2 separate regions of the Homo sapiens genome follow, and region 1 is linked to region 2. The links are chromatin loops, found by intact Hi-C in ENCODE. Cell type or tissue: PC-9. All regions are shown on one strand. Links, peaks and the distances in the headings refer to the core of each region. The heading gives the core; the rest is flanking DNA.

Region 1 (11,141 bases), core at 4,262-8,261, 62 kb after region 2:
AATAGGTATTGGAACAAAAACTTGTATACAAATGTTCATAACAGCACTATTCACAATAGCCAAAAAGTAGAAACAATTCTAATATCCATCAACCAGTGAATGGATAAAATGTATATTCATAAAATGAATTATTATTCAATCATAAAAAGGAATGAAGTGCTGATATATACTACAGTATGATAAACTTAGAAAACATGCTAAGTGAAAGAAGCAGGGCACAAAAGAATATATATTGTGACTCCATTTAGATGAAGTATTCGAAAATAGTAAATCCATACAGATAGAAAGCAGATCAGTGGTTACCTGGGGGAGGACTGAGTGGGGAGTAAATGCTTAATTAATACAGGGCTTCCTTTCAGGGTGACGAAAATGTTTTTCCCCAGCACTTTGGGAGGCCAACATGGGAGGATCACTTGAGACCAAGCATTCAAGACCAGCCTGGTCAACAAAGTGAGACCCTGTCTCAACATATTTTTAAAATAAAATTTAAAAAAAGGTTGGGCACGGTGGCTCATGACTGTAATCCCAGCACTTTGGGAGGCTGAGGCAGGCGGATTACATGAGGCCAGGAGTTCGAGACCAGCCTGGGCAACATGGTGAAACCCCGTCTCTACTAAAAATACAAAAAAATTAGCCAGGCATGGTGGTGGGTGCCTGTAATTCCAGCTACTCAGGAGGCTAAGACAGGAGAATTGCTTGAGCCCAGGAGGTGGAGGTTGCAGTAAGCTGAGATTGCGCCACTGCACTCCAGCCTGGGCAACAAGAGCAAAACTCCGTCTCAAAAAAAAAAAAAAAAAAAAGAAAAAGAAAGATAAAATAGAGAAGAAGAAAAAATGTAAGACAGAGAAAATATTTTGGAACTAGATTGTGAAAGAACTAAGTGCCACTGAACTGTACATTTAAAATGGTTAATTATGTTATGTGAATTTCAACTAAAAAAAAAGTGGGCTAACCACTGAAGTATTTATGGGTGAAATGATATTTGAGATTTGTTTTCAAAGTACTTCAGCATAAATAAAATGTAGGGAAGGAGGGATGGATGAAAACGAGAGGTAAAATGTTGACAACTGATGATGACAGGTCATAGGTACGTGGGGATTCATTATACCAGTTTCTCCACTTTCACGTATGGTTGAAATTTTGCATCATAAAGTTATAAAAAGTGGGACAGGACGGTTCCTGCTTATTAATAATGGGGAAAAACTGGAGACAACCTAAATGACCACCAAAAGGGTCATGGTGAACTATGACAAGGCAGATCCACATATGGAATACTCTGCAAGAACAAGAGTTATGCATACTGACATGGAAATACGTCTTTGAGATATTAGTGAGGGAAAATAAGCTGCAGACAGTATCTTTAGTATAAGCCTAAATCTAGGGAAAAACAAAACTATGCTGGCATGTTTATACATCTGTATGAATAGGGAAAAAGATCTGAAACCCTAACTAACAAACTACTATTAGAGGGCAAATTTTCATCTTTCACTTCATATTTTTTTTTAAACTTCATAAGTGTATTAATTTTGTATTTTTTCAAATTATGTTTTTATTATTTTGTTTTATTGTTTTAGAGATAGGGTCTCGCTCTGTCACCAGGATAGAGTGCAATGGCACAATCACAGCTCACTGCAACCTCAAACTCCTGGACTCAAGCAATCCTCTGCCTCAGCCTCCCGAGTATCTAGGACTATGGGCACATGCCACTATGCCTGGCTAACTTTAAAAATTCTTTTGCAAAGACAGTGCCTCACTATGTTGCCCAGGCTGGTCTTGAACTCCTGGCTTTAAGTGATCCCCCAGCCCTGGCCTCCCAAAGCATAAGGATTACAGATGTGAGCCACTGCATCTGGCCCAAATTATGTTTTTCTTGTTTCTTTTTTGATACGGAGTCTCACTCTGTCGCCCAGGCTGGAGAGCAATGGTGTGATCTCAGTTCACTGCAACCTCTGTCTCCTGAGTTCAAGTGATTCTCCTGCCTCAGCCTCCTGAGTAGCTGGGATTACAGGGGTGCGCCACTGTACTTGGCTAATTTTTGTATTTTTAGTAGAGATGGGGTTTCACCATGTTGGCTAGGCTGGCCTTGAACTCCTGACCTCAGGTGATCCGCCCACCTTGGCCTCCCAAAGTGCTGGGATTACAGGCATGAGCCACCAGGCTTGGACCCAAATTATGTTTTTAATAACCAAACTTTTTTTCCTTGATACAGATGGCACACTGAACCAAAAGTTTAAATACGGTTTTGAGGCAGATATTGCTGGGTACCTCCCAAACGGCCACTCTTCTCTTTCAGGCAAAGACAGCCTTAATTTTGTTCAGAAACTGGGAGCCAGTGTGCTCCTCAGTTCCAGGGGTGGATGTTGTGTACCTTTACCCACCATGGTAATTCCATTCACTTTGCTAGTTACAGGTTTAGGCAGAAGAATTGGACACAGTGTACTGAGAACCTTTCAGGACTGTTTTCCTTGCTCTTACATAGGAAGAGAACAACAACACTCTCTTCATGGATTTTGTTTAGATGTTGTTGGGCAGAGACCCAATGTGTGAAGCTGCAGCAGCTAACATACCCACGAGGAGAAAATCAAGAAAACCACAGAGAAGCCAAATTGAAGTCTTCAAAATCACTGAGCTAAAATTAACCAATCTCGGACTTGTTCTGCCTCCAGATATCCTATCAGGTGTGGCAGTAAACACCCTTATCGTAAAAGTCACTTTTTCTTGGGTTTTGTTACCTGCATCCAGAAGCTTCCTAACCAATACAGCTTTCTTTCTGACTACAGTAAGACCTTTTATTTTGCATATCCTTATCTTCCATCACTTTTCCAAAAAGGTTTTAAAATGGCTTCAACAACAGTATGTGTCGGTTATAAAAACAGGAATCGAGGCCGGTGTGGTGACTCATGCCTGTAATCCCAACACTTTGGGAGGCCGAGGCGGGTGGATCACTTGAGGTCAGGAGTTAGAGACCAGCCTGGCCAACACAGTGAAACCCCGTCTCTACCAAAAATACAAAAATCAGCCAGGTGTAGTGGTGGACACCTGTAATCCCAGCTACTTGGGAGGCTGAGGCAGGGGAATCACTTGAACCTGGGAGGTGGAGGTTGCAGTGAGCCGAGATCGCGCCACTGCACTCTGGCCTGCGAAACAGAGCGAGACTCCGTCTCAAAAGGAAAAAGAAAAAAAGTTCAAAGTATTTTACAGTGAACATCCATATGCCCATATCTAGATTCTACCATTAACATATTTTTTCATATACATATCCATTCTTCTACCTACCCACTAATTTTCTTTTTTAATGCATTTCAAAGCAAGCTGTAGACATGAGTGCACTTAGCTTATATTTTTCAGCATTTCATCAATTAGAATTCAATTTATATTTTTTTCCTTTTGAGGTGAAAGTTATACCACAAATCTTAAGTATGCCTTCACTGAATTTTGACAAATACATAACCCAACTCCCTAACAAGATTCAGAGTGACGACACTTTCACCCCAGAAATTCCCTCATGCCCCACCCCAGTCATACCTTCACTTTTGAGACTGGTACATGGAAGCTCCTATGGAAAAAGAAAAAGAAATGGTAACTACTTTAGGAATAACTAAAATAATACAACTATAATATAATGCCATAGGTAACAAGAATATCCCAAATATCCCATACTTCTCTGATAGTCACTTATTCACCAACTTCACTTGCCATGTCTGGAGCGAGCCTAATCCCTATATGAATGAGCTTTACTCACAAGAGGACTCCAGGCTTACAGACTTTTCATGAAAATACAATTCTAACAATTTTTGTGGTCTGGTCTCCAAATTCACAGTAGACTAATAATTACAAAATCTAAATAGAAAGAGGGCTGCTAAAGGCATGCAAAGGAAAGAGAAGTCATCACCAAACAAGGGTACAGACAGAAAAAGCCATAAAAAGCAGATATAAGAATTGAAAACAGATGACAATCTGTACCATTTAATGCAGGGACAAACGGCTCTACACACTTCAGAGCACACCTGATAATATCACAAAACTACAGCAAAGTGAAATAAAGCAGGATCTTTGGTTTGGCCTCTAAAGTTTGGTTTCCACTACATGTGAGTGGTCTAAAAGGTCTATCACGTAATTTTGCTAAGGCATGATCCTAAAAATCGTGTGTAGTGATGATGGTGTGTGGGAAGGAAGTCAGTCACTTGGGGTAGAATGAGTCTGGCTAGCTGCCCGGCTTCTACATCTGATTTTGGCTTTGATGTCATTTACAGGTTGCCATGTACTCAGAAATGAGAAAAATGACTTTAAAAGTCCCCTCTTCGTAAAAATTATCCTGAAAAAAAAAAAAAAAGCAGCTACTGAAGTTGATAACAGATGTGAAGAAGTCTAAGCAATAAAAGGTTCTTGGCTGGAAAATATACATTTCAGATAAAAAATGAGGTGTCTGGGATTGATGATATGAAAAAGTTCCCTATATGCTCTCTACAGATATAAAGCAAAAGTGACTCATGAAACTGAGTTAATGCTCCCATCAGTGAACACTGGATTATATGGAAGAAATGATATGCAGGAGTGGTTATCTACAATTGTCAGGAAAGGCAGAACTCCCATAAATTCCTGCACATGAATTACCATAAAGACTTAAATATAGCATGCTTTATGAAGACATAGACACAGCATACATTTATCAGAATCCCACCAAAGTGATGAAATGAAAACAACCTTTGAAGTTTTAAGAAATGTTTTATTTATCTAGAAAACTCACTTCTGTGGAAAAGCCCATTCCATTACCAAAACCATGTCATGAAAAATCCATATTCATGAAAAATCTAGTTAAACAATGAGGTGATAATTATCAGCTTATTTTTTTTATTTTTTTTTTGAGACAGTCTTGCTCTGTTGCCCTGGCTGGAGCGCAGTGGTGCAATCTCGGTTCACTGCAAGCTCCACTTCCTGGGTTCACACCATTCTCCTGCCTCAGCCTCCCGAGTAGCTGGGACTACAGGCGCCCACCACCGTGCCTGGCTAATTTTTTGTATTTTTAGTAGAGACGGGGTTTCACCATGGTCTCAATCTCCTGACCTCATGATCCGCCCACCTCAGCCTCCCAAAGTGCTGGGATTACAGGCGTGAGCCACCACACCCAGCCAATTATCAGCTTTTTGAAGAGTTTTTTTTTTACTTTGTCAAACAGGTTTAACAGAGTTTGTATTGACAGTGAGCTCCTCCTGCAATTTAAGGACTTCTACTTGCAAAAATTCAACTTACACATAGCTTTTCAAGAATACACTCACTGCCATGGAGTCCACTATTAGAGGGAGTGAGGACAAAGAGTCAATGAGAAGCAAGAAAACGTAGAGATAGAAAGAGGGATTGTGGGAGAATGAAGAAAACTGACAGCAGCCACTTCCAGCTTACATGTCCCAACCCTGCTTACAATTTTCAGTCACACAGATCACAAAGAGCATCTCTGGGCATTACTAAATTTATGATTGCCAAATCACAGCATCTCAGTCTTTAATACAGTATTTACAAAGTACAAAAGTGGTCCCATACCTGACATTCAAAAATGCCTCTGTTATCCTATGTATATTGTAATTTCTTTCAGGAAAAAACCCATATATGATTACACAACTTTTGTAACATGTAAATTATACTACTTTTCCCTTTTTTCTGAAGTTTTCCTATTAAACTAGCTTCCCATTTATGGACTATATCCTCAGAATTATTCGCAAGTCAGATGCTGCCAGACCCTGCATTGTGTTTAACAGAACCAACGGTTCACAATTCTGTCTCCACCCTGGCTTGTACTCTACTGGGACAAATGTTGATATACACTAAAATGACTAAGTAGGTCAAAGAGCAGGATAAATCAACACTCAGTGTGTTCCCCAAGCTGAATCACCCGAAGACTTTTTATAACATAAAGTCTGATGAAAACTATCCAAGGTAGGCTGGGCACAGTGGCTCACGTCTGTAATCCCAGCATTTTGGGAGGCTGAGGCGGGTAGATTACCTGAGGTCAGGAGTTCAAGACCAGCCTGGCCAACATGGTGAAACCCCACCTCTACTAAAAATACAAAAATTAGCCAGGAGTGGTGGTGCACACCTGTAATCCCAGCACTTTGGGAGGCTGAGGCAGGAGGATCACTTGAGGTCAGGAGTTTGAGACCAGCCTGGCCAACATGGCAAAATCCCGTCTCTACTAAAAATACAAAAATTAGCCGGGTGTGATGGCATGCACCTGTAATTCCAGCTACTCCAGAGGCTAAGGCATAAGAATCACTTGAATCTGGGAGGTGGAGGCTGCAGTGAGCCAAGACTGCGCCTCTGCACTCCATCCTGGGTGATGGAGTGAGACTCTGTCTCAAAATAAATAAATAAAATTAAAAAAAAAAAAAGAAAAATAAAAACCATCCAGGCTTTCACCAGAAAGTAGAAACTGACAAAACAGATGTACAGTGAAGAATTAAACCTTACTTAAAGAGAGTCTGGCCTTTGTGCTTGGCTTCTGAGAGGTAATCTCTAAGCCTAGTGGAATGCCATGCCTGATATAAGTGTCATTGTTTGCCTGGAGTCTTGAGTCACTGGATAGTCCAATTACGTGATTTAGGAGCAGGCTGGCCACACTGGATAGTTTTAGGGCAGGGGTTTTGGGTCACATGGTATCGGTACACCTCGGGAGAGACTGGAGACTGAGATTAGCCACATGGGCAGTCAACTATGATTGCACAATAGAGCACCAATAAAAACTGAACACACAGGTCTGGGTGAACTTTCCTGGTTGGCAATATTCCATGTATGCTGGCACACACTGAAGCGGAGAGAGTAATACTTTCCTGACTCCACAGGGAAAGGACAAATGAAGTTCCACCTTTGGTATTTTTTTGGACTCTGTCCTACATACTTCTTCCCTTGGCTGATTTAATCTGTATCCTTTTCCTTGTAATAAAACTGTAACCTCCTTGTAGTAAAGCTCTAACCATGAGTGTAACCACCAGCAAGTTCGGTGAGTCCTTTTATCAAATTATCAAGCCTCGCAGGTGGTCTTAGGGACCACTGAACTTTCAATTGGTATCAAAAGTTGGTGCCACAAGTGGGTGGTCATATGGACTGTGTTTCCTCTAACTTCTTAGTTGGCTGACTCCTTGCAACAGTGCTACTGTTCCCCTTTTCAGACTATCACACCTGTATTTGGTAGAGTGATCTGTATATTTGCCTTATCCCACTATAGGCCTCTGGACCTTGAGTGCCACAACCACTTCCCATACCTAATCTACTGAGGTTATTTTGATTCCTCCCCTCCCATAATCACCATTTTAAAGAAAACATTGATGGCAACAACTCTAGCATTGTTTAGGATTTACCTTTGTTCTGAAAGAGCATCTGCAGGAAATAACTGATGTGCGAGAGCATGGTCCACAGTCTCCTTCATGGCAGAGCTTTTCACAGGTATGAATGAAATCTTTAATAAAAACGAAAAGAGCTGGAAATGAAAACTGCAACTACTCATTTTCATACTCCCAAATTTGCTAGCCACACTGGTCTTCCCCTCCATGCCCTGCAACTCCAGAATCAGAGTTGAGGGAAGTATGCAGTCAATGCTTCTTCCCTATCTTCCCTTCATCTGGCAGACTGGGCCTTTTCTGACAACTTCAGGGCCCAGCTTAGACACTGGAATATGCTTTAAAGTATACGACGATTTGCCTAAGTCAAAAAAAGGCCAAGTGTGGTGGCTCATGCCTATAATTCCAGCACTTTGAGAGGCTGAGGTGGGAGGATCGCTTGACCCCAGGAGCTCGAGATCACCTGGGAACATGGTGAAACCCTGTGTCTACCAAAAAAAAAAAAAGCACAAAAACAAGAAATTAGCCAGGAGTGGTGATGCAGGCCTACAGTCCCAGCTACTCAGGAGTCTGAGGTGGGAAAATCTCCTGAGCATGGGACGTTGAGGCTACAGTGAACTGTGATCGCACCACTGAACTCCAGTCTAGGTGACAGAGCAAGACCCTGTTTCAAAACAAATAACAAAAACACAGAATAAATCTTCTTTTTCCTCAGGCCCCACATCTCCAGTGTAGACTTGAATCTCCCTAAAACTGTAGCCATGGATGACTTTAGTGGAATGCTGTCGACTCTGAAAGTCATCTGGGGATTATAAATAATCAGAAGCCATGATCCACAGTCTGACTGACTAGAGCTCTGTGAATGTCTGGTGGTGCCTGCATCCATGCTGCTAAACTAGGTTTAGGACAAGTCCTGTTTCCAGGACCCTATGGGGATCACCTGGGGTCTCTTATGGCTACTGTTTACATGGTGTACTTTTTCTATTCTTTAACTTTCAGCCTCATTGTATCTTTGACTATAAAGATTGTCTCCATGGCCTGGTGCGGTGGCTCACGCCTGTAATCCCAGCACTTTGGGAGACCGAGGTGGGCAGATCATGAGGTCAGGAGTTTGAGACCAGCCTGACCAACATGGTGAAACCCTGTCTCTACTAAAAATACAAAAAAATTAGCCAGGCGTGGTGGCGCCCACCTGTAATCCCAGCGACTCAGGAGGCTGAGGCAGGAGAATCGCTTGAACCTGGGAGGCGGAGGTTGCAGTGAGCCAAGATCATGCCACTGCACTCCAGCCTGGGCAACAGAGCAAGACTCCATCTCAAGAGAGCATATAGTTGGATCTTGTTTTTTAAATCCAGTCTAAAAAATTTCTGCTTTTGGCTGGGTGCAGTGGCTCATGCCTGTAATCCCAGCACTTTGAGAAGCCAAGGTGGGAGGACTGCTTGAGCCTAGGAGTTCGGGATCAGCCCAGGAAATAGAGTGAGATTCCACCTCTATAAAAAATAAATAAATCAAAACTCAAAAATATCTGCTTTTGCTCAATCCATTCACATTTAATGTTACTGTTATAGCTGGATTTATGTTCGTCTTTTTTAGTTTTCTGTAAGTCTCATGTCTTTTTTGTTATTCTAATACTCCTTTCCTATTTTCATTTGCATTTTGTCAATATTTTTTATAGTGTAATTCCCTTAATTATATTTTTCACTAAATGTTTTGAGTTATTTTCTTAATGGTCCCTCTAGGGCTTACCATATACATCTTATCAGAATCTACTTCAGATTTATACTAACTCCAGTAAGATACAGAAGGTTTACCCTTACACAGCTCTATTCTTCTCCCCTTTTGTGCAGTTATTGTTATACATATCACATCTATATGTTATAAACCCAATACTACTTTGTTAGAACTTTATATAATGTTATATCTATTAAAGAAGCTGAAAAAGATAACAAATATATATATTTATAGCTTTATTAATTTTTGGAGACAGGGTCCCACTCTTGTCACTCAGGCTGGAATGCAGTGGCATGATCATAGCTGACTGCAGTCTTGAACTCTTGGCCTCAAGTGATCCCCCACTTTAGCCTCTTGAGTAGGTGGGACTACAGGCACATACCACCATGTCTGGGTAATTTTACAAATTTCTTTGAGGGATTAAATCTCACTACGTTGCCCAGGCTGGCCTTGAACTCCTAGCCTCAAGTGATCCTTCCACCTCAGCCTCCTGAGTAGCTGGGATTACAGGTGAGAGCTACAGTGCCCAGCTTTTTTTTTTTTTTTTTTTTTTTTAAAGACAGAGGCTTGCTCTGTTGCCCAGGCTGAAGTGCAGTGGCATGATCTTGGCTCACTGCAGCCTCTGCCTCCTGAATTCAAACAATTTTTGTGCCTCAGCCTCCTGAGTAGCTGGGATCACAGGCATATGCCACCACACCACACTAATTTTTGTATTTTTAGTAGAAACGGAGTTTCACCATGTTGGTCAGGCTGGTCTCAAACTCCTGACATCAAGTGATCTGCCCACCTTGGCCTCCCAAAGAGCTGGGATTACAGGTGTGAGTCACTGCGCCTAGCCCCCCTCTTATACAAAATTTACCACTTATGGCTTCCCTCATTTGTTCCTGTAGGTTTGAGTTGTGATCTGGTATCATTTTCTTATTCTAACACAACTTTGATCCCATCTATCTCCTTTATGCTATAATTATCAAATATACTTCTACAGGTTATAGGCCTAAAATATAATTTTATACATATTATTTTATACAGTTGTTTTTTAAATCAGTTGAGAAGAAGAAATATGCATTTATACTGCCTTTTATGATTACATAATCATCTTTACTAGTGCTCTTTGTCTTTTCATGTGGATTTGAAATTCTATTTGGGTTTACTTGCTTATAGCCTGAAGAATTTCTTTTAGTACTTACTGTAAGGCAAGTCTGCCTGCTAGCAATAAATTTTGTTTTTATCTTCATTTTCTAAAGTTAGTTTCATGAGATGTAAGATTCTTGGTTGACAGTTTTCTTTTTTTCTTTTTCTTTTTTTGAGACAGAGTCTCTCTCTGTTGCCCAGGCTGGAGTGCAGTGGCGCAATCTCGGCTCACTGCAAGCTACGCCTCCCGGGTTCATGCCATTCTCCTGCCTCAGCATCCCGAGTAGCTGGGACTACAGGTGCCCGCCACCATGCCCGGCTAATTTTTTGTATTTTTTAGTAGAGACAGGGTTTCACCGTGTTAGCCAGGATGGTCTCAATATCCTGACCTCGTGATCCACCCGCCTCGGCCTCTCAAAGTGCTGGGATTACAGGCGTGAGCCACCGCGCCCGGCCAGTTGCCAGTTTTCTTTCAGCACTTTGAATATGTCATCCTACTGCCTTCTGGTTGTGATGTGTTCTCCATTGTTTCTGATGAGAAGTCCACTGTTAAGCTTACAGAGGTTCCCTTGTATGTGATAAGTCATTTTTCTCTTGCTGCTTTCAAGACTTTCTCCTTATCATTAACTTTTAGCATTTTTATTATATGTCTAGATGTGGATCTCTTTCCTACCTGGAGTTTACTGAGTTTCCTGGATGTGTAGTGTTTTTCAATACATTTGAAAGTTTTTATCTATTATTTCATTAAATATTTTTCCACTTCTTTCTACTCTCCTCCTCATATTCCAATTACATGTACACTGATACAGTTAAAGGTGTCCCACATTTCTGAGGCTTTGTTCATTTCTCTTCATTATATTTTCTCTCTGTCCGTTGGGTTATATAATCTCTTTCTTTTTTTTTTTTTTTGAGATGGAATCTCACTCTGTTGCCCAGGCTGGAGTGCAGTGG
Region 2 (11,141 bases), core at 4,500-8,499:
AGTGTCTAGCGGGCTCCTCACACTCAACATGCCCAGAAAGGGCCTCCTTGTCCATTCTCCCACAGCTTCTCTGCTGCGCCCCACACTAGTCAGGACCTGCCCTAGCCAGGACCTGAGGGCATCGCTGAGCTGCCCCGCTCTCTTCCCTCTCTAACCAAACACCAAGCCTGTCAGCTTGACTGTGCTCTTTTGGCCATTGGCGCTGCCATCTCTGTGGCTCAGGCTGCCGCCACTTCTCCACCCATCTGTGGAGAAGCTGATGCTCACCCTGCCTCCACTCCACTTCCTCCATCCTGGCCTCCACAGGGGAGGCAGCTCTCCTGCTGAAACCCTCCACTTGGCCCATGGCCCTCTGGTAGAGTTCAGACTCCCTAATGTGGGCCATGAGGCCTTCTGCCACCTGGCCCTGGCCCCTCTCTGCCCATCTCATGCCACCTCCACTCCTCCGTGGCCAGCCCATTCCTGCACATTGGATACTGCCTTAGCTGCAGGCCTTTGCACATGCCAGTCCTACGCCCAGAGTGATCCCTGCCTCCCTGGAGGCTCCTTTACCCTCCAGCCTTCTTTTCTTGACCTAAATTTCCCTTTCTCTGGGAGCCTCCTACCCCCTCCTCTAGGCCATTCACTTCCTCCACATGCCCCACGGTGCCCACTCTTTCAGCTGGGGCAGTGCTCATCACACTGCATAGTAATTGCTCAATTGATTGCTTTTCTTCCCACGGGCTGGATCGTACCAGTGTCCTTTACTGCAGTGTCTGAACATTCTAGGCACAGTAGATTCAAGAAATCTTGAGTTCATTGGCTGGTTGGTGGTTATCTGTTGCTTACTGTGTCTTGCCAGCTGTGTGGTGATGAGGAAGGAGCCAGGCTTCCAGGATTCTCTTGGTGTTCTTGGCTTTCTGCTCTATCCACTTCTCTCTCCTCTTCTGTGGTTACCTCCAGCATGGGAGCTGGGGTTGGATGGGGGCCAGTGGAGGGTCACCTCGCCCTGCTAGGGAGAGCAGCAGCATTCCTCAGGGCTCCTAAATTCCCCTGACCTCACAGCAGCAAAAAGTAAGCAGAGGGAATGAGAGATGTCCAGGCATGGAATAAAACATCTTCCACTTTTCAGCTGAGACCCTCTGTTCATAGCTCACCCATCCCAGTCTTTGCTCTATTCCTTACCCCAGAGAAACAAAACCAGGGAGGAGTAGATGGAGGGGGATGCAGAGTTGCGCGGATAATCCACTGGCCCCCATCCAACTCCAGCTCCCATGCAGCATCGTATAGGGGTCTCATTATCCCATGAGCAGCCTCCTCAGCCCTGAAGAAGAGACCCTACCAATGCAAGCAGCAGCCCAAAGACAGTCCTGGGAAGGTACCATAGAGGCAGGGGAGAGGTAGACAGAGCAGGGAGCCAAGAACACCAAGGAAATCCTGGAAGCCTGGCTCCTTTCTCATCAGCACACGGCAGGCAACAACCAGCCAATGAACCAAAGATTTATTGAATCTACTATGCCTACTATGTTCAGGCACTGCAGTGAAGGAAACTGGTATGATCCCAGCCCTTAGGAAGAAAAACCGTTAATTAATTATTAATCAAGCTTTTTTTTTTTTTTTTTTTGAGACAGGGTGTCACTCTGTCACCCATGCTGGAGTGCAGTGGTGTGATCTCAGCTCACTGCAACCTCTGCCTTCTGAGCTCAGGCAATCCTCCCACCTCAGCCTCCCCATTAGCTGGGACCACAGGCGTACACCACAACACCTGACTAATTTTTGTATTTTTTTTTTTGTAGAGATGAGGTTTTGTCATACTGCCCAGGCTGGTCTTGAACTCCTGGGCTCAAGCGATCAGCTCGCCTCGGCAAGTGCTGGGATTACAGGCGTGAGACACTGTGCCTGGCCTAACTGAGCAATTACTATGCAGTGTGATGAGCATTGCCCCAGCTGAAAGAGTGGGCACCGTGGGGCATGTGGAAGAAGTGAATGGCCTAGAGGAGAGGGTAGGAGGCTCTCCCAGAGAAAGGGAAATTTAGGTCAAGAAAAGAAGGCTGGTGGGTAAAGGAGCCTCTGGGGAGGCAGGGGACCATTCTGGGCGTAGGACTGGCATGTGCAAAGGCCTGCAGCTAAGGCAGTACGTGATGTGCAAGGATGGGCTGGCCAGAGGAGTTGAGGGGCTGGTGTCAGCTTCCGGGCATGCAGACAGTGAGATAGCAGAGTGACTAAGGCCACACTTAGAGGTATCTGTATCCCTCTTCTTCCTCTTTTTTTTTTTTTTTTTTTTTTGAGATGGAGTCTCGCTCTTGTTGCCCAGGCTGGAGTGCAGTGGCAAGATCTCGGCTCACCACAACCTCCATCTCCCATGTTCAAGCGATTCTCCTGCCTCAGCCTCCAAAGTAGCTGGGATTACAGGCATGCGCCATCATGCCTGGCTAATTTTGTATTTTTTAGTAGAGATGGGGTTTCTCTATCTTGGTCAGGCTGGTCTCGAACTCCCGACCTCAGGTGATCTGCCCACCTTGGCCTACCAAAGTGCTGGGATTATAGGCGTGAGCCACCGGGCCCAGCCCCTCTTCTTCCTCTTTATCCTCCAGGCCCACCCCGCCACCTTCCCCAAACTCCAGTCCTATACCTCTCTCTATATGCAGATTTGGGCCCTGTTACTCACCTGTTTCATCTACCTTTCCATCTAACCGTGCACTTAACTCAATATAAATCAAGTGCCAGGCCCTTTGGGAAGCTCTGAGGATCTAGTTGGGAGTAAGACAGATTCCCCAGTTTTCACTCATTCAACAAATACTTATTGCACATCTACTATGTGCCTGGCGTGGTGCTGGGCACTGAAGATACACCAGGAAGTAGATCCAGTCCTTCCTTTTCTCCCTCCCTCTCTCTTGGTCATTCATTCATTCACTCACTCTCTCACAAACCTCTGTTTGCACTGACCTGGTTGCACAGCCTGGTGCATTTTGCTGACCCCTTCATTTTTGACAGAACCTGGCGCTTGTTTCAGCGCTCAGTGCTGTTTATAGAGCTCGGCAGCAGACTTTGTCACACCTCATGCTGTTTGTAGAGTGCCTCACTGTTGCCAGGCCCTGGCCTGTGACCCCAAAGTTCTGGCTCTAGCAGATAGGCAGACGGACAGACGGACAGACATAGACAACTGAGCTCCACTTTCCAGCCTGCTCTCTCCCACCCTGCTTTTTTCCAGAGGCTTGTTGGCACCGTGGATTGCACTTTCAGCTCCCCACCCGCCCATCTGCAAAGTGGCCTCATTGGTGTGCCATTTTTACTGGTCCAGTCCCAACTAGAAGGGGCATGGCCTGGCCATCTACCCCAGTTCCTCTCCATGTCCCCGTGGCTCTCAAGTGTCTCCAATTCCAGCTGTCCCAGCTGCCCTGCGCAAGAGGAGGCGTGTGTGGGCGAGGCTGCTGGGTTACCTATTAACTCAGCTGGGAGTTGAAGAGCCGATGGGCAGCAGGCAGACTTGAGTCTCCTTTCTGTCCATGGGCTCGGGCCACTGTCTTAGGTCCACCCGTGGCTCCAAAATGGTCTCCTGGTCCGTGATAGCAAAGATCCAGGAAATACTGCAGAGGAAGATGGTGCGAGAGTTCCTGGCCGAGTTCATGAGCACATATGTCATGATGGTGAGTGGGTGGGCAGCACGAAGTGGGTGGGGCTCCGCCAGGGCCGTCCATGACCCCCTCCCCATGCTGACCCCATGGGTCACATTGTCCATTCCTTGCCTCTGAGCTGGGAGCCTGGGGAAGCAGCAGAGGAAAGTAAGGAGGGGGGGCTTTCTCATCAAGCCTTTTTGGACAGAAAGGGCTCATAATATGTGGGGGTCAAATGAAACCATGCACTGGGGTATCCGGGGCACGGCTGGAAATGGGGAGAAGGGAAACCCAGGATAAAGAGATTGAAGAGGCCCAGGTGCGGTGGCTCATGCCTGTAATTCCAGCACTTTGGGAGGCTTAGGCAGGTGGATCACCTGAGGTCAAGAGTTCGAAACCAGCCTGGCCAACATGGTGAAACCCCGTCTCTACTAAAAATACAAAAATTAGCTGGGCATGGTGGCGGACGCCTGTAATCTCAGTTATTCAGGAGGCTGAGGCAGGAGAATCACTTGAGCCCAGGAGGCGGAGGTTGCAGTGAGCTGAGATCACACCATTGCACTCCAGCCTGGGTGACAGGAGCGAAACTCTGTCTCAAAAAAAAAAAAGAAAAAAAAAAAAAAAGAGAGAGAGAGATTGAAGAGAAACTTGATGATCGGGCTCTGATAATGAATCCAGAGGGCAGTGGGTGATGTTGAAGGCTGGCAAGCAGGGGAGTGACATGATCAGATTTGGGTTTTAAAGGTAATTTTGGGTGCAGTGTGGAGCATAAGCAGAACAGGCAAGGCTGGCAAGAGGGAACCAGTTAAGAGGCTGTTTTTGATCTGGGACAGAGAGAAGGTGATGACTGGTTTGGGGTTGGAGAAGAAAGCACATGTTTGAGAGGGCTGTGGAAGACAGAATCAGGGAGACTCTGCCAGCAGAAGATGTGGGCAAAGCGCCGATGAGCTGTTCTGGAGCACGGGGCCCAGCACAGGGTGAGAGGTGAGATGCCTGTGGGGAAATCCAGGAGATAGTTAAACACATGCAAGGGGCTGGAGCTCAGGAGAGGCTTGGTCTGGAAGGAAAAAGTTGAAGTTCATCACAACACAGGTGGTAGTTGTCAATACTGTCCAGAGACAGTGTACAGAAAGAGAAAAGGATGGGTTGAGGACAGAGCCCTGAGGAATGAAGAAGGGCATGCAAAGGAGCCTGAGAAGGAACGGTCAGAGAGGTGGGAGGAGAACCAGAGCAGACTGCATGACAGAGGGGGGCAGTGGTTCCACCAGGAAGAAGCCGTCAGCGGCGTGGGCAGCGGCAGATGGGCCACGCGAGGTGAGTACTGGCAAGAGGCCTTTGGGTTTGGCAACGTGGAGGTTGCTGGTAACCTTGACAAGGGCTCTTCTTTAGTGTGTGATTGGGACAGAATCCAGACTGCAGGCGGGATGTGAGGTTGCTCCCTCTCCACCTGCTTCAGCCCTGCCACTTACCCCAGCGAGCCTCTGCCCTTAACGTGACTGTAGCCATGTTTATTGCATCTTATGCAGGGTCCAGGGTCTAGAGAAAGAAGGGGCAGCCTCTGGGAAGGGAGGCAAAGGCAGCCAGGTGCATGCTAGAGGAAGGTGGGGTGAGAGAGGCTGTTTGTGTGTGTGGTGGGGCCCATGGAGCTCAAGGGAGACAGGAAATCGGAACACCGGGGTTCTTAGCCTGACCCTGCCACTGAGTGACCAGTTGGCCTTGGGCATGTCTCTGCATGGCTTAAAGCCTGACTTCTCACTTATATCATGTAGAATTAGGCTTTCGTGGGCTTTGGAGCTGTGTTTGAATCCTAGCTCTGTTATCTTCTAGCTGTGCGACTATCCACAAGTATCTTAACTGTTCACAAATTTAGCTTTCTTATTTTTGAGACAGGGTCTCACTCTGTCTCCTAGGATGGAGTGCAGTGGTGTGATCTCAGCTCACTGCAGCCCCCACCTCCCATACTCAAGTGACTCTCTTGCCTCAGCCTCCTGAGTAGCTGGGACTACAGGCGCGTGCCAGTGTGCTCAGCTAATTTTTCTATTTTTAGTAGAGATGGGGTTTCACCATGTTGGCCAGGCTGGTTTCGAACTCCCGAATTCAGGTGATCTGCCTGCCTCAGCCTCCCAAAGTGCTGGGATTGCTGGCGTGAGTCACCTCGCCCGGCCCACAACTGTAGCTTCCTTATTGGTTAACAGGAGCACTAACATCAAACTGGAGGACTTGTGTGAAGAAGGCCAAGTCTCAGCACCCAGTACACCTGTGGTACCCATGTATTGGTCCCTTGTTATTAGGACGGGTGCTCTAGCTGCTCTCTCCTCTCTGCCTCTAGCCCTCCTTTGCTCCTCTCCTACCTCCCCACCTGCTTTGGCTCCTGAGCTGTGAGGACAGCAGTTGGATCCTGTCCCTCCTTAATCCAGGGCAAAGTAATGATCTTATCACAAGACATTCCAGCCCCATGAGGGCTGTTAACCCTTGGAACCTCGGAGGCAGGAGGGTGCGTCCTCTGAGAGCTGTTAGGGAAATAGGCACCGCCCACATGCTTGATACCTGCCCACATCTGTGTTCCTCTTCCTTTTGTTGAGATTTTCATTGAGCACCTAATGCATCCCGGGCTCTGTGATGCTAAGCCCCTTACGTGCAGCATCTTCCCAAATCCTCGCAATAGCCCTGTGAAGTAGGTACTATTATTATCCCAGTTTCACAGATGGGAAAACTGAGGCTCCTTGAGACTAAGCCTTTTGCCCAAGGTCACACTGTAAGTCAAGATTAAATCCAGTGCAGTCTAATATCACAGTCTTTTTTTTTTTTTTTGAGATACAGTCTTGCTTTGTCACAGTGGCGCGATCTCAGCTCACTGCAACCTCCATCTCCCGGGTTCAAGCGATTCTTGCGCCTCAGCCTCTGGAGTAGCTGGAATTACAGGTGCATGCCACCATGCCCAGCCAATTTTTGTATTTTTAGGAAAGACGAGGTTTCACCATGTTGTCAAGGCTGGTCTTGAACTCCTGACTTCAAGTGATCCTCCCACCTCGGCCTCCCAAAGTGCTGGGATTACAGGCATGAGTCACCGTGCCCGGCCCAGTATCACAGTCTTGACCGTTAACCTCTATGCTCTGTCCCTTAGCTTAAATATTGCCAGCTTTTGAAGACTCTGGCTTGTTAATGCTCCCCCAGCCAGGGTAAGGTCCTCACTTTCAGGTAGTTCAAGATGCCTCTCTCGGCCTCAGTTTCCCCATTTATAGAGTGGGAGAAAAATTCTTGCCGTGCAGATTTGCTGTGAGGATTGAAGACAGTAGCACTTGTAAAAGAACTTTGTGAGGTGTAAGCCTATATCGGACATTGTGTTGTTGTTATTTTTAGTTGCCAGGCTGTGCCAAGAAGTGAGGGCTTTTTGTTTTTGTTTTTATATATATATACAGGAATCTCAGTGAGTCACCAGGGTGAAGGTTTTGCCAAAAAAGCTAGTGTGACCTTGGCCCCATTTATTGCAGCCAGGATGAGGGAAGTGGACTGATCCATGTTGCAGCTTCCAGGGGTGTTGCCCTTGGAGCTGGCCTCCTGGCTGTGGGGGAGAGTTGGATGGGCTGGGCCACATTCACTGATCAGGGAGAGGAGGGGCTGGAGCCATCCGGGCCCTGGAAAACCAGCCATACACGTGAGACACGGGGCAAGGGTTGTAGATCACATGCTACGGGGGCCAAGAGAGCGGCAACTCAGGGCGGTGGGGACTTTGGCTGGCTGCAGAGTGCCAATCTGTGCAAGGCTGTAGAGCTGCCGCCACTCCAGCTGACTGTTGCCATGGAGAGTGGAATGCAGGCCAGTGTTGCCTGAGCTGCTCATTTTTCAAGAGAGAAGGAAACTTCTGTTCTTCAAAACCAAGTTATCTAAACAAAACCTGTGCGCTGGATGAATTACGTGCATGAGTTGCCAGTTGGCAACCCTGACACAGGGAATCATGTGGGGTTCATTCACTCACCCAGTATTTTATTTTATTTATTTATTTTGAGACCGAGTCTCACCCTGTTGCCCAGGCTGGAGTGCAGTGGTGTGATCTCAGTTCACTACTCTGCCTCCCAGGTTCAAGTGATTCTCCTGCCTCAGCCTCCTGAGTAGCTGGGATTACAGGCATGTGCCACCACGCCTGGCTAATTTTTTGTATCTTTAGTAGAGACGGGGTTTCACCATGTCGGCCAGGCAGGTCTCGAACTCCTGACCTCATGATCGGCCTGCCTCGGCCTCCCAAAGTGCTGGGATTACAGGCGTGAGCCACCGCGCCCAGCCTATGCTCATCCAGTATTTTTAGCACATGGTATTGGAATGGGGGAAAGGCCATGGGGGCCCCTCTGTTTTCAGACCCTCCATGCCTGCTCCAGTCCCTCTACCTCTTGACCCTGCCAGCCTGTCAACCTGTCCTGGCCTCACTCCCCCCTGCACCCCCATCTGTTCCTGTCCTCTCCTGCTGTATCTTATCCTGGATCTGAAGCCAGCCTAGCTCTGGGCTCCCCTGCTTCTGTCCTGGGGCTTCTGAGGGACCCAGTGGGCCCTGCTCAGCTGCCTCTCCCCCACCATATCTGGGCTATTTCACATTTTCTCAGACTTCCCCAAAGCTGCTCTGTACTCTGACTTTTTTTTTTTTTTAAATCAGCAAATGGCTTGATCTGCTGCTTGACAGGTAAAATAATCAACACTTCCTGTGTTCAGCTCACCCTCTTGTCCCTCTCACCACCAGACCCATTAACCACCCATGTATCCACATATCACCCCTTGGCTGGGGCGGGGTCCTCTCCTTCCTGGAGGACCCCTCCACTTCTGCACCAATCCAGCTGTCCAGCCTATTCAGGTACTTTACTCTGTCCTTTTTCTCTGTCCTTTATCTTCAGCCTGTCCCTCTCTCAGCCTATAAATATACTGAAGTTTCTCCACTGAAAACAACACAAAATGAAACATCCCTCCCTTCACCCTGTCAGCCCCTTCGCGGGATCATGTTCTCTCTCCCCCGCTCCTCAGGCGAGTTCTCGAAGAGGAGTCTACACTGGTGTCTTTCAACTCTTTTTCTTTCTTTTCTTTTTTTTTTTTTTTTTTTGAGACGGAGTCTTGCTCTGTCACCCAGGCTGGAGTGTAGTGGCGTGATCTCGGCTCACTGCAAGCTCCGCGTCTTGGGTTCAAGCAATTCTCCTGTCTCAGCCTCCTGAGTAGCTGGGATTACAGGCAAGCGCCACCACACCTGGCTAATTTTTGTATTATTAGTAGAGACGGGGTTTTGTCATGCTGGTCTTGAACTCCTGACCTAAAGTGATCCATCCACCTCGGCCTCCCAAAGTGCTGGGATTACAGGCATGAGCCACCGCATCCGGCCTGGTCTGCCTTCTTACCCTGTACCCTCTCCTGGGGCCTTCTCCTCTGACGGCTTTGACTTCGGCCCTCATGTCTACAATTCTCCAGGTTTTCTCTTTTATCAACTCTAGAACAGAGTTCTCCAGGGGAAATACAATACAAGCCATCTGTATAATTTAAATTTTTCTAGTATCCACATTAAAAAGGTAAAAAGCAACAGGTGAAATTAATTTTAATAATTAACCCATATATCCAAAATCCTATTTCAAGATGCAGTCAATGTAAAATTATTAGGATATTCTGGCCAGGCATGGTGGCTCACACCTGTAATCCCAGCACTCTGGGAGGCTGAGGTGAGAGGACTGCTTAAGGCCAGGAGCTCGAGACCAGCCCGGGCAACATAGTGAAACCTCATCTCTACACAAAATAAATTGAAAAAATTAGCTGGGACAGGGCGCAGTGGCTCATGCCTGTAATCCCAGGACTTTGGGAGGCCAAGGCAGGCGGATCATCTGAGGTCAGGTGTTTGAGACCAGTCTGGCCAACATCGTGAAACCCTGTCTCTACTAAAAATACAAAAAAATAGTTGGGCATGGTGGCGTGCACCTATTATCTCAACTACTCGGGAGGCTAAGGCAGGAGAATCACTTGAACCCGGGAGTTGGAGGTTGCAGTGAGTAGAGATCGTGCCATTGCACTCCAGCTTGGGCGACAGAGCAAGACTCTGTCTCAAAAAAAAAAAAAAAAAAAAAATTGGCTGGGTGCCGAGGCACATGCCCATAGTCCCAACTACTTGGGAGGCTGAGGTGGGAGGATCACTTGGGCCCAGGAGATGGAGGCTGCAATGAGCCCTGATCATGGCACTGCACTCCAGCCTGGGTGATAGAGCAAAACCCTGTCTCAAACATCAAACAAACAAACAAAACAGTGGCACAAGAAAGCAAGGCATGCATGGAGCAGCACAGTTGTTTGGTTTGAGGCCATCTGGCACAGGTAACTGCCTGGATTTAATCCTGGCTCACCAGGTACAGGCTGTGTGACCTTGGACAAGCCATTCAAGTTCTCTAAGCTTCAGATTACCCTCTGTCAAGTGGGGGAGAATAATAGTGCTTAAGTCATAAGATTGGTGTTAAGGGTTAAAGGAGGTGATCAGTATAACTCGCTGGCATGTAGGCAGTGCTCAATAAATGGTTATTATTATTTAGTAGTAATACTATTGCTGAATACAAAGAGTATTGGGGCAGATATGAAACAGGCAGAAAGGATGAAATTATGCAGGGTCTTCAATGGTGGCCTACTGAGTTTGGACTTTATCCTAGAAGTGGAGGAGAGCCAGTGAGTGAGTCTGGGGAAGACGCGATGGGGTTTTTGTTAGGAAGATCACTCTGGCTGCAAGGAGGAGGCTGGGTGAGGTTTGGGGAGAATGTAAGCAGAGCTGATTGGATGCTGGGGAGGATGGCGAGGAAGCTCTCATTTGCAACATCTGTTTCTGGCTCGGCCAACGGGGATGGGGAACATAGAGTGAGGAGCAGGTGTGCTGTGAGATGGCGAACCTTCAACAGAGCCTGAGACGCCCGCGGAACACCAGGAGAGTTCCAGTGGGGATTTGCAAATAGGGATCCGGCTCCCCCGCGGAGATGACGGGAATTTTAGCGCATCAGGCATAGCTGAGACTGTCTACGTGGTAAAACCATGCCTGAAAAGACCTTTGGAAAATCAGGAGGTTGCTGGAGCCCTTGGAGAGAGCTTTGGTGTCTGTGACATGTGGAAGTGGAAGCCAGATTGAGGAGGGGGTGCGAGGGAAGGGGTGAAGCAGCTGGCCAGCGTGTTCTCTCCTGCGGCCTGACTGAAGCAGGGAGGAGGCAACCAGGAACCCACAGCTGGAGAAGGACGCTGGGCAGGGGTGGGACAGTTTGCTGGGAAGGATGAGACTCCAGTGTGTGGGAGCCGATCAGTGGGAGGATGGAAGGTATGGGGGAGACGGAGGCCTCTGCAGAGGGAGAGGATAGCACAGGAGCCAGGGCTGAAGGGAACAGTGGCTCTGGACTGAGGCTAATGGGCCTGAAGGTAGGCCCCTTCCCCTGTGAAGGCGTCATTATCTGAGGAGCCGTGAGGGATGGGCAAGAAGCAGCAGCTTGGGAATGCCGCCTGAGGTCAGTGGAAATGAAGCTGAGGGCAAGACAGTTAGGGCCCCACTGTTCCAGCATTGTGGGA

What was found. A loop is a pair of places that touch in the nucleus more often than their neighbours do. Peaks named below come from ENCODE experiments on the same cell type or tissue, not always from the same donor. Only the 100,000 strongest peaks of a DNase experiment are listed, where the experiment ranks them.
Region 1: a loop joins it to region 2, with 4 times the contacts of the local background. A loop is called at or near these places in 1 of 110 quality-filtered maps.

What each region holds. Positions count from the first base shown.
Region 1 is chr9:33,324,887-33,336,027 of GRCh38, reverse strand. NFX1 (nuclear transcription factor, X-box binding 1) reads right to left here. Exons shown (of 24, transcript NM_002504.6): 10 at 7,350-7,447; 11 at 3,526-3,556. Among named protein-coding and RNA genes, the nearest start is that of NFX1, 40 kb to the right of the region's middle. In PC-9, for the core only: no CTCF peak of the experiment used is centred there; DNase peaks (open chromatin) are centred at 5,877 and 6,667; H3K4me3 peaks cover 352 bases; H3K27ac peaks cover 3,338 bases.
Region 2 is chr9:33,387,563-33,398,703 of GRCh38, reverse strand. It overlaps AQP7 (aquaporin 7), which reads left to right. Exons shown (of 8, transcript NM_001170.3): 3 at 3,509-3,626. Among named protein-coding and RNA genes, the nearest start is that of AQP7, 9.4 kb to the left of the region's middle. RefSeq lists enhancers at 7,019-7,313, 6,840-7,626, 7,627-8,414. In PC-9, for the core only: no CTCF peak of the experiment used is centred there; DNase peaks (open chromatin) are centred at 6,993 and 7,443; H3K4me3 peaks cover 487 bases; H3K27ac peaks cover 1,562 bases.